Regions from separate parts of the Homo sapiens genome. Here all the other regions are linked to region 1. A link is a loop called in an ENCODE intact Hi-C map of the cell type or tissue named here. Cell type or tissue: B cell. All regions are shown on one strand. Region 1 has its middle 15 kb from the start of LINC00880. Region 2 has its middle 76 kb from the start of KCNAB1. Region 3 overlaps KCNAB1 (potassium voltage-gated channel subfamily A regulatory beta subunit 1). Region 4 overlaps LEKR1 (leucine, glutamate and lysine rich 1).

The links. Hi-C counts contacts between places; a loop is a spot of excess contacts. Peaks named below come from ENCODE experiments on the same cell type or tissue, not always from the same donor. Only the 100,000 strongest peaks of a DNase experiment are listed, where the experiment ranks them.
Region 2: it touches region 1 in a loop (10-fold over the local background); 13 of 110 quality-filtered maps call a loop at or near these places.
Region 3: it touches region 1 in a loop (21-fold over the local background); 5 of 110 quality-filtered maps call a loop at or near these places.
Region 4: it touches region 1 in a loop (21-fold over the local background); 7 of 110 quality-filtered maps call a loop at or near these places.

The regions. Positions count from the first base shown.
Region 1 is chr3:157,136,412-157,138,911 of GRCh38, forward strand. No RefSeq gene overlaps it. Among named protein-coding and RNA genes, the nearest start is that of LINC00880, 15 kb to the left of the region's middle. In B cell, CTCF peaks have their summits at 1,217 (motif pointing left) and 1,416; a DNase peak (open chromatin) is centred at 1,210; H3K27ac peaks cover 466 bases.
Region 2 is chr3:156,042,948-156,045,447 of GRCh38, forward strand. It overlaps the pseudogene ALG1L15P. Among named protein-coding and RNA genes, the nearest start is that of KCNAB1, 76 kb to the right of the region's middle. In B cell, a CTCF peak has its summit at 1,113 (motif pointing right); a DNase peak (open chromatin) is centred at 1,034.
Region 3 is chr3:156,508,725-156,511,224 of GRCh38, forward strand. The region is part of intron 8 of KCNAB1 (potassium voltage-gated channel subfamily A regulatory beta subunit 1); the gene reads left to right. Among named protein-coding and RNA genes, the nearest start is that of SSR3, 45 kb to the right of the region's middle. In B cell, CTCF peaks have their summits at 1,165 (motif pointing left) and 1,368; a DNase peak (open chromatin) is centred at 1,177.
Region 4 is chr3:156,977,769-156,980,268 of GRCh38, forward strand. LEKR1 (leucine, glutamate and lysine rich 1) reads left to right here. Exons shown (of 13, transcript NM_001004316.3): 7 at 1,426-1,507. It also overlaps the pseudogene KLF3P2. Among named protein-coding and RNA genes, the nearest start is that of LINC02029, 100 kb to the right of the region's middle. RefSeq lists an enhancer at 877-1,006. In B cell, no CTCF peak of the experiment used is centred here; a DNase peak (open chromatin) is centred at 943; H3K4me3 peaks cover 1,522 bases; H3K27ac peaks cover 2,103 bases.

The sequences.
Region 1 (2,500 bases):
CACGATAAATGACACTTGCCAGCATAGAGTGATGTGTTTTAATTGCTCAAGGAATAACACAGGCCATAAGGGGCACTAATGTTTAGGAAAAACAAGAGATCCACCTAGGACAAGATACCAGGGTCAGCCTTTCTGCTTGCTAGGAATTGGGCTATGCCTTTAAGGAAGAGATAATAGCAAGATGTATCAAGTACCTCCTACTCTGTGCTAATGTCTCTTTACATACATTACTGAATCTCACAACAATCACACAAGGGAAATGTTTATCATTGTCAACCCACAGATGAAGAAACTCAGGCTCAGAGAGGTTAAGCAATTCTGTCCAAGGCCACATGGCCACTGAGTAGGAGGACTAGACTTCTAATGCAGGCCAGTTGAACTCCAGAACCCATGCCTCTTTCACCACCTCGGCCAAGGAGGAAAGACCTCAAACTTTATCAGCTACCTTGGGGCTTAATTTGAAGCAGCTTCCAAAGCAAGCTGACACTGCTTCTAGGAAGCAATAGCAAAGCAAGGAAAAGCTGACACCCTCAGGTTCTCTGAGCACCACACTGAATGGGGTGGCAGGTGGAGCCACAGGGTTACTGGAGTTGATCTCTGGACCTGGACAGCTTGCAACCACAAGCAACGGGCTGGGTGCAGGTGTGGGTATGTGCATGACTCTGCTGGACAATTTCCCAGTAGCACACACGTGGCAAGCAGCGTCTACTGCTGAGCTCTAAAAGACTTTTGATGAGTTCAAACCTCATTATGTGGATGCTTTGTAATGAGACCAGTCAGCCCGGGCTTGGTAGAGTGGTTAAGTATACAGACTCTGCAACAAACTAAATCCTGGCTCAATCACTTACTAGCTGGGTGAAATCACCAACTCATGGGTTCCTCTCCCACCACACGGTTTTAGAAAGAGGTCAAATGAGTTAATATATGTGAAGCAGAATGGCATCTGGCACATAGTGCTTATATAAATAAGGGTTGCTATCTATTCTTCTGCCAGCAGAATCTAGCAAAGGTATGTACCTTTAGAGTTATTGCCAAAGGTTCAAGTCTGGATTAAAGGCCTAAATGAGGCTTAAATGGATGTAGCTAAAGACATTAGTGTTCCTTTGTAAACAGACAAGCCTTTATTGTGTTCAGAATAAGGCTTGCCAGTCAGCTGAAGTAAAACTTAGAGCAAGATCTTGTATCACAGACAGCCAAAGAGTGACCTCTAGTGGCGTAGGTTCTTATTACTGACTATGCAAACTGAAAGGCGTTCAAGGAACCACAGATTGTAGGACTATGGAAACCGATCGTGCATGGGTGTCTTTGTCCGTTTGTGTAACTATAAAGGAATACATGAAGCTGGGTAATTTTTATTTTATTTTATTTTTGAGACGGAGTCTTGCTCTGTCACCCAAGCTGGAGTGCAGTGGCGCGATCTCAGCTCACTGCAAGCTCCGCCTCCTGGGTTCACACCATTCTCCTGCCTCAGCCTCTCGACTAGCTGGGACTACAGGCGCCTGCCACCACGCCCAGCTAATTTTTTTGTATTTTTAGTAGAGACGGGGTTTCCCTGTGTTAGCCAGGATGGTCTCCATCTCCTAACTTCGTGAATGGCCCGCCTTGGCCTCCCAGAGTGCTGTGATTACAGGCGTGAGCCACCACACCCGGCCCCAAAGCTAGGTAATTTATAAAGAAAAAGAGGTTTATTTGGTTCACGGTTCTTCAGGCTATACAAGAAGCATGGTACCCATCATCTGCTTCTGATGAGGGCCTCAGGAATCTTCCACTCATGGCAGAAGGCAAAGGGGAATCAGTGTGTACAGAGATCACATGGCAAGAGCAAAAGCAAGAAGACAGGAGGAGGTGCCAGTCTCTTTTTAACAAGTAGCTCTCACAGGAACTAATAGAGCGAGAACTCACTTACTACCTTGAGCATGGCACCAAGCCATGAGGGATCCACCCCATGGCCCAAACACCTTCCACCAGGCCCTGCCACCAACATGTTGGGTATCAAATGTTAACATGAGACTTGGCAGGGCCAAACAAACCATATCCAAACCACAGCAATGGGGAAGATCGTCCTGGACCAAAAGAAAAGTTGTTCTGGAAACTGCAGCCATGAGAAGCCCTATACATTGGCAAGGTAGTTATCCTGATCTTTGAAAGTTATTTCATCCCCTCTGACGCCAGTGCTGATATTCTCAAGAACTCATGTTCCCAAGAGCTTCTGGTTATACAGGTCTAGAGAAAGCACAAATGGTGTGAACCTTCTGGAAAGGTACACATGTGGGAAAAAGTCTTTAAAATATTCATCTTAAAGGTCACAGGAGGCCGAGTGTGGTGGCTCATGCCTGTAATCCCAGCACTTTGGGAGTCCAGGGCGGGCAAATCACGAGATCAAGATATTGAGACCATCCTGGCCAACATGGTGAAACCCCGTCTCTACTAAAAATACAAAAATTAGCTGGGCGTGGTGGTGCGCACCTGTAGTCCCAGCTACTCGGGAGGCCGAGGCAGG
Region 2 (2,500 bases), 1.1 Mb before region 1:
GGGGCATGCGTGCAGGTTTGTTACATAGGTAAACTCATGTTGCAGGGGCTTGTTGTACAGATTGTTTCATCACCCAGGTACTAAGCCTAGTACACAATAGTTACTTTTTCTGCTCTTCTCCCTCCTTTCACCCTCCACCTTCAAGGAGGCCCCAGTGTCTGTTGTTCCCTTATTTTTGTCCATGAGTTCTCATCATTTAGCTCCCACTTGTAAGTAAGAGCATGCAGTATTTGGTTTTCTGTTCCTGTGTTAATTTGCTAAGGTTAATGGTCTCCAACTCCATCCATGTTCCTGCAAAAGACATGATGTAGTCCTTTTTTATGGCCACGTAGTAGTCAGTGGTATATATGTACCACATTTTCTTTATCCAGTCTATCATTGATGGGCATTTAGGTTGATTCCATGTCTTTGCTGTTGTGAGTAGTGATGCAGTAAACATACGCATGCACGTGTCTTTGTTATGGAATGATTTATATTCCTGTGGGTATATACCCAGTAATGGGATTGCTGAGTTGAATGGTAGTCCTCTTTTTAGCTCTTCAAGGAATTGCTACACTGCTTTCTGCAATACTTAAACTAACTTATATTCCCACCAACAGTATATAAGTGTTTCCTTTTCTCTGCAACTTTGCCAGCATCTGTTATTTTATTTTATTAAATTTTAAGTTCAGGGGTACATGTGTAGGTTTGTTATATAGGTAAACTTGTGTCATGGGGGTTTGTTGCACAGATTATTTTGTCACCCAGGTATTAAGCCTAGTACCCATTAGTTATTTTTCCTGATCCTCTCACTCCTCCTACCCTTCACTCTCCAACAGGCCCTAGTGTGTGTTGTTCCGCTCTATATGTCCATGTATTCTCATCATTTATTCCCACTTATAAGCGAGAACATATATTACTTGGTTTTCTGTTCTTGTTTCAGTTTGCTGAGGATAATGGCCTCCAGCTCCATTCATGTTCCTGCAAAAGACATGATCTTGTTCTTTTTTAGGTCTGCATACTATTCCACAGTGTGTATGTACCACTTTTTTTTTTTTTTCTTTTCCCCGGGTCACAGAACCAATTCATTCACCCGGCGGCACCACTGCTGTCATTTCAGCTTCTGGCCACTGGGAGGCGCTGCTCGAAAGGGTTTGCCCTGAGACTCCGAGAAGAAGCTGCGGGAAGGACAGCAGGGGTCCTGGGGTTTTAGTCTCTGGCCCAGGATTTATGTGTCCATAACCAAAGGAAGCACAGTCTGCACCCAGCTCTCATCCCATCGGAGCTGCTGCGACTCCCGCAGGTTCTTCCGGAACTGGTTTAGCTTGCCCTCAGGATCAGGAAAGTTTGAGAAAAGCATCTGCAGCTGAGCTGCCAGTTCCTCTGAGTCCTCAAAGACCAAGCTGTTTTCTTCATGTTTCACCAGCTCATGTAAACACTTGAAGTTCACAGCACACACAGGCAAACAGCACCCGAACATGTCCACCACCTTCATGGGCAGGTCCAGGCCACTGGAGGACGTGTGCAGACAGACACCCAGGTCCACCGACCCTAGAAGCAGGGGGTAGTCCTCGGCCTCCAGCCAGGGGGTGCAGACCTGGATGTGCTGGAAATGCTTCTGGTGGATGAGGTGGCTGTAATACTCCCTCAGAGGCCATTTGCCTGTTATCACACAGACGAGAGAAGGAAGGTTGTGTTCGTCAAGAGTCAGTTGCTCAAACTTTTCTAAAGCTGCCAGCAGGATGGAGAAGTCTTCGTCCTCTCAAGTGTTCCATGGGTCGTGCAGACCTGTCCAGCCTGTGCTGCTGACCAGCAGGGCTGGCCGCTCATGGAGACGCATCACCAGCCCGCTCCCAGCATCCCGCTTCATGAAGGCCGACCGCTCCTGGCTGGGTCCTCAGGTTCTGAGCGGGCCCTGAACGGAGAGTGCGTGCTGCCCAGCTTCATGAAGAGTCGGTGCTGCAGGTCCAGAGGTGTCTCTTGAAAGAAAGATGCCGGCTTGTCATAGATGGTCACAGCCTCAGGATAGCTGGGTTCTTGGCCATTCTTGCAGTGGTTTTCAAGGGTGAAAAAAGGAGTTTCAGCAAGACAGCTAACGTCTGGAGGAGTGAGCCAGGAAGTGTCTGTAGGCTTCCTCTAGAGAGCACTCTGGGCTGGTGGGCGTGAGGACTCCAGTTTTCATGTGCGTCCGTGTGAAGAGACCACCAAACAGGCTTTGTGTGAGCAATAAAGCTGTTTCTTTCACATGGGTGCAGGCCGGCTGAGTCAGATTTAAAATTGGTGAGATGTTCCTTGGGCTGGTGGGTCTGAGGACCTGAGGTTGTAAGTGGATCATTTTCATGGAGCAAAGAACAGGAGGACATGGGATTGATCTCCCAAGGGAGGTCCCCTGATCCAAGTCATGGCACCAAATTTCATGCATGTCTGTGTGAAGAGACCACCAAACAGGCTTTGTATGAGCAACATGGCCGTTTATTTCACCTGGGTGCAGGCGGGCTGAGTCTGAAAAGAGAGTCAGCCT
Region 3 (2,500 bases), 630 kb before region 1:
TTACAGAAGGAAATTGAGTACTCAGGGAAACAAAGTGGACCTGCAGCATTTATAGGGAGCCACCTGTGTGCTAGGGATACAGGGAGTATGTACGAGAGCTGCCTGTGGCGGGTGAGCGCTGGGGAGGCATCATTAGGTTAAAGAATAATGATTATTTCAACCTGGAAAGGAGCGCAGAGGGAGGACTTAACAAAGTCTTTCAATAGTTTAGTCAGTTTTTCTAAAAGTTTGTGATTGAGAGCTAATGAAACTAATACAAAGGCCCTGGCTCACTGAAGGAGGCTAGGACCTGGACCTCAGCATTTTTGCCAAATTTCCCAGGCGATTCTGATTCATGGTGGTGGAGTGGGGCGGAGGGGAAAGAGGGAGAGGAAGAGAGAGAGAGAGTAGATATCATACTAGCTATCTGTTTGCTTATGTACTAAGGCAAATAACTAAAGATTATAGCATGAAGCACTTGGGTTAGATAAAAAAGCAAAAGAGGAAATATAGGAAGACGTTTGTATCCATTGAAATGGCTTACTTGGGAATAGTATAAAGCAGTGTGTGTCAGCATTACTTGAAAGGCTGCTTAAAACACATATGCAGACTTTGTAATTTACTAAGTCTGGGGTGAGGCCCTGGGATTTGCATTTGTAACAAGTTTCCAGGTGCTGCTGCTGCTGCTGCTGCTGCTGCTGCTGGTCCAGGAGCTACACCCTGAGACCATTGGTGTAGACAAGCACGTTGGTTCTAAATCCTGGCTGCACACTAGAATCATCATCTGGGATGAGTTTTTAAATTATTATCGATGCTGGGGCCTCACCCCCAAGAGATTCTAATATAATAGAATTTCAGTGGAGCCTGGGCCTGGATAGTTTGTAAAGCCCCCACTCCAGGTGTTTCTAATATGTAGTCGGAGTTGAGAACCACTGGGATTAAGGCTTCTGGAAAACTAGGGAAGGAGCCCAGACCAGGAGAGTCACATTCAGTACTGGGTTATCAGGTTTAATCACATTTGTCTGAGTCTCCTTTCCCAGAGGCAGGTGATGCAGTGCACTAAACTATCTTTCTAACATCCTTTCCTCACTCAGAATTGTTATTCTGCCTAGGAGGCTTTTAAAAGGCATCTCCATGTTATGCACTTAACAGTATCTAGAAGACAGTTGATTTTTCCTTTCAGCAATGCTGCCCTCTAGTGTTCTTAATTATTCAAATCATGTAAAAACCCACCTTGGCCATCAGTATGGTTGTTTCCTATTAGTAAGCTAAACGAATTTTTCTCTGAAATAGAATTAAATTTTAATTCATGGCAACATGAATCTCCAAAACTGCAGCCTCTTGGTTCTCCTGCAATTTCTCCCTGCTTTTGATGTTGCAGCCTCCTTCCAGGACAAGAACTCACAGAGTTCCCTTTTCCCAATTCCACCAAGCTTTTCTCTTCAGAGTCAAAACTAAACAATGAGGAAAAAACTACCAGCAACAAAAAGACCTGAGGCATTGGAGTGCCTCGCAGAGGCTCTCCTCACCTTTTTCTCATTTCTGCTACACATCTCATGCCTCCTTTTACACTTGGTTCACAGTTTATTGAGACTAGAATTCATCAAACAGGTGCTGCCATGTCTTCCCATGATGGTTCTACAAACCTCCCTGGGTCCCATCATCTTGACAAAAGTGTCCTTCTTACCTCTAGGGGCTCTGTCCCTCCTCCCTCTCCCTTTATCAAGTCTCTCTCCCTCTTCCTTCCCAGCCCCGAGGCCATTTCATCAATAACTCCCTCTTCCTAGGTCACTCCAAATGGCACACAGGCTTACTCTTAATGTCCCGTGACCCTGAATATCCCTTCAGCTCCTGTCCTATTTCTCTTCCAAACTTATTGAATGCATTGTGTTTAAGGCCTCTCCTTCTTCCACTCATTCTTCCATTGAGTGGCTTCCAATGGCTCCAACCTTGCTTGATCCCATCACATCACTGACACTGAAGCTGCTTTTCTCATGGTCTGCAGTGGTCTCCCTACATATGGCCAAATCCAGTGGACACTGTTTGGGGCTGTTCTGACACAAATGTCCATGGCGTTCCACCCTGTGGGCATGGCTCCCTCTTGAAGTGCCCTCTGCTCTTGGTCTGACACATCCCTGTGTGCCGGCTTCCCTCCTGCCCCTTTGGCTGCCGGCTACCCAGCATCCTGCATGGGTCCTCTCTCTAACCCCTGGGCTGGCCATCAGAAACTCTTCTCTTTTCTGTCTATAGACTTTCCTTACAAGGCTCATCCATTTTCATGAATTTAAATATAATCAATAGACTGGTAACTAATAAATGTATATACACCTCTGGCCCAGATTGCTCACTGTCGTATTTATCCAACTATTAAATATCCACTTGACATCTCCCCTTTATTTTTTATTTTTTATTTTTTTTGAGACGGAGTCTTGCTCTGTCCCCCATGCTGGAGTGCAGTGGCGTGATCTCGGCTTACTGCGAGCTCCACCTCCCAGGTTCATGCCATTCTCTTGCCTCAGCC
Region 4 (2,500 bases), 160 kb before region 1:
ACAGCTTCTGTTCTGACCATCTTGCCTTCTACAGGAAACGCCACATGCTAGTCTGAATGCCTTTGTCTCCCACCTCAACATGACTCCCTACTCACCTGGCTCTTTCTCTATACTCCCACCATTATCTATCACACTTTTTACATGTACATTTTAATTTTGATTCAGCTGGTCTGATCCTCTGAATTTATATCATCCAAAACTTCCATATGGTCAGTAGCAGGTACTCTCTAATCCTCCCTCTCCTTACCATGGGTGACCTAAAAAATGAGAACTTTTTTTAGAGATGCTAAGCAAACTATTCTTAGAGATAGATAAAGTTAATGTAATAAGAACAAGAAAACATGTAAACTAAGAAACAAAAATTAATGTATGTAAAAGCACTGGATAAACAAAGGTTTATACAAATGTCTGGTAAATGCTAATTAAAACATTTGTTTAGAGTGAATTTATTTTCTAATTTAAGGAACTAACTCTTTGTAAAATAAAGTTAAGAATGCCGATTTATATAGTTTTATGTATTTATATGGATGCATAAAGATTTTAAAGTTTACTATTAAAATATGTCACTGAAACACCTGAACAGATGGAACATAGAAATTTTACAACTCCAGTGTTTTGAACATTTTTTTTCTGGAGACACCAACCAGTCTATCAGTTTGTTTTCCATTATAACTTATTCTCAAAAAGCGTACCAGCAAGGGCTGTCACTGGGGCTGGGGTTCAGATCACAGTTTCCACACACAGGACAATGGAAGGACTTAGATAATTCAAGCCATTTGTTCTTTCTGCTATGGTTTCAGTTCTGCATTCACACACTTGTTAGACAGGGCTGCTTGAATAATAATCCTCAAATACTGCTTACATTCTCCAGTTAAAGACTCTATGGAAGCCAGTTTCCTGCTTGTATTCTCTTGGTTTTGAAAGTCACTAAAATGCCTTTTAGATGCTACCCAGAGTTAACACGTTCTTTACTATGAGCCTGGAACATGATTTGTCTGTTTTAGTTCTAGCAGGAAGACTCAGCCATGCTTCACAGTTCCAGACCACAAAAGTGAGCTCAGGCAATCATGTGTTTTAGAAACAAGACACGTGATCAGAAATTCTTATGTTTGTCAGCTACATACATTTCCTTTGAAAACATTAGTAAAATTTAGCCTATTAGCTGTTTGAAAATCAGCATGGTGGTGGGGGCAGAAAGAGGCCAACAAATTGGGCCTGTCAAAACCCATTAAGTCTGTGGGGTGTTAGGATAGGGAGGGCTGAGTAGGCAATGATAAGTTGCATATGGACATACAGGCAAAGTGGAATAAGCAGCTGCCTTATTCTTCAGGAGCTGACTAGCAACAAAAGAATATGGTTTACTCTATGAAAATATCTGGACACTTAAAATGTACTAATCAGATGAAATACATTGTGTCATTTCAGATTTACAATGTCTAGTAGAGGCACTTGGATTAAAACTTCAGAAGGCGGTGACAGAGATGGACAACTATAAAGAAATGCTTATGTAAGATGGAGAATATTAAACAACTTATAACAGTGCTCTGTAGATGTGTTACAAAATGGCAAGAATTAGGAAGAAATGACAAGAATTATAAAGACCCTGGTGTGTTCTCTGTGATTCTTTTGGCAGTGATTTACTGGTGTGGGTAATAGTTTACTGCTGCTTTTCTTGCCCACTTTACTGGCCTAGATTATATATTGAAGAACCTGTAAATATTTTTAAATACATGGAGGATTTCTTTCTCTCAATAAGAAACTTACTTATCCATATATTAAAGCTTTCCCTGATAGTTCAAATGCAGTAACTTAATGTGAAATAGTCTTTGAACTTTTTTCTTATCTTTGTTTCTTTATTATCTCTCCACAAGAAACAATATTGAACTTGTATCTCAAAATTACTAATTTTAGCTTCAAAGAGAGAGTTGAGTAGCTTTGAAATGCTGAAGTACTTATGCTTGATATAAGTGAGAAAGAAATATTGGAAAACACGTGATAAGAAAATGATGTAAAATCAAGAACACTATTTCTTTTAAAAATTAATTTTCAGCCTGGGCAACACGGAGAAACTTTGTCTCCACAAAAAAATACAAAAATTATCCATGCGTGTTGGCACACTCCTGTAGTCCCAGCTACTCGGGAGGCTGAACTGGGAAGATCACCTAAGCCTAGAAAGTTGAAGCTACAGTGAACCATGATCATGCCACTACACTCCAGCCTGGGCGACAGAGTGAGACCCTGTCTCAAAATGAATAAATAAGTAAAAATTACTTTTATTTCAGAAATTTCAAAAATTATAGCATAAACATAGTATATCTATAATTATAATACTAAAATAGTATGTATATAATCTTTGAAAAGTAAGTAGATTCTTTTACTTTATGATATATATGATTTTCAGTTCCTATATTTTAGGAGGATGAACCTCATAAAAACATAAATATTTAGAATGCTTAGCAACCAAATGTTTGTGTTGACCATGAACTACTCCTAAAATCAA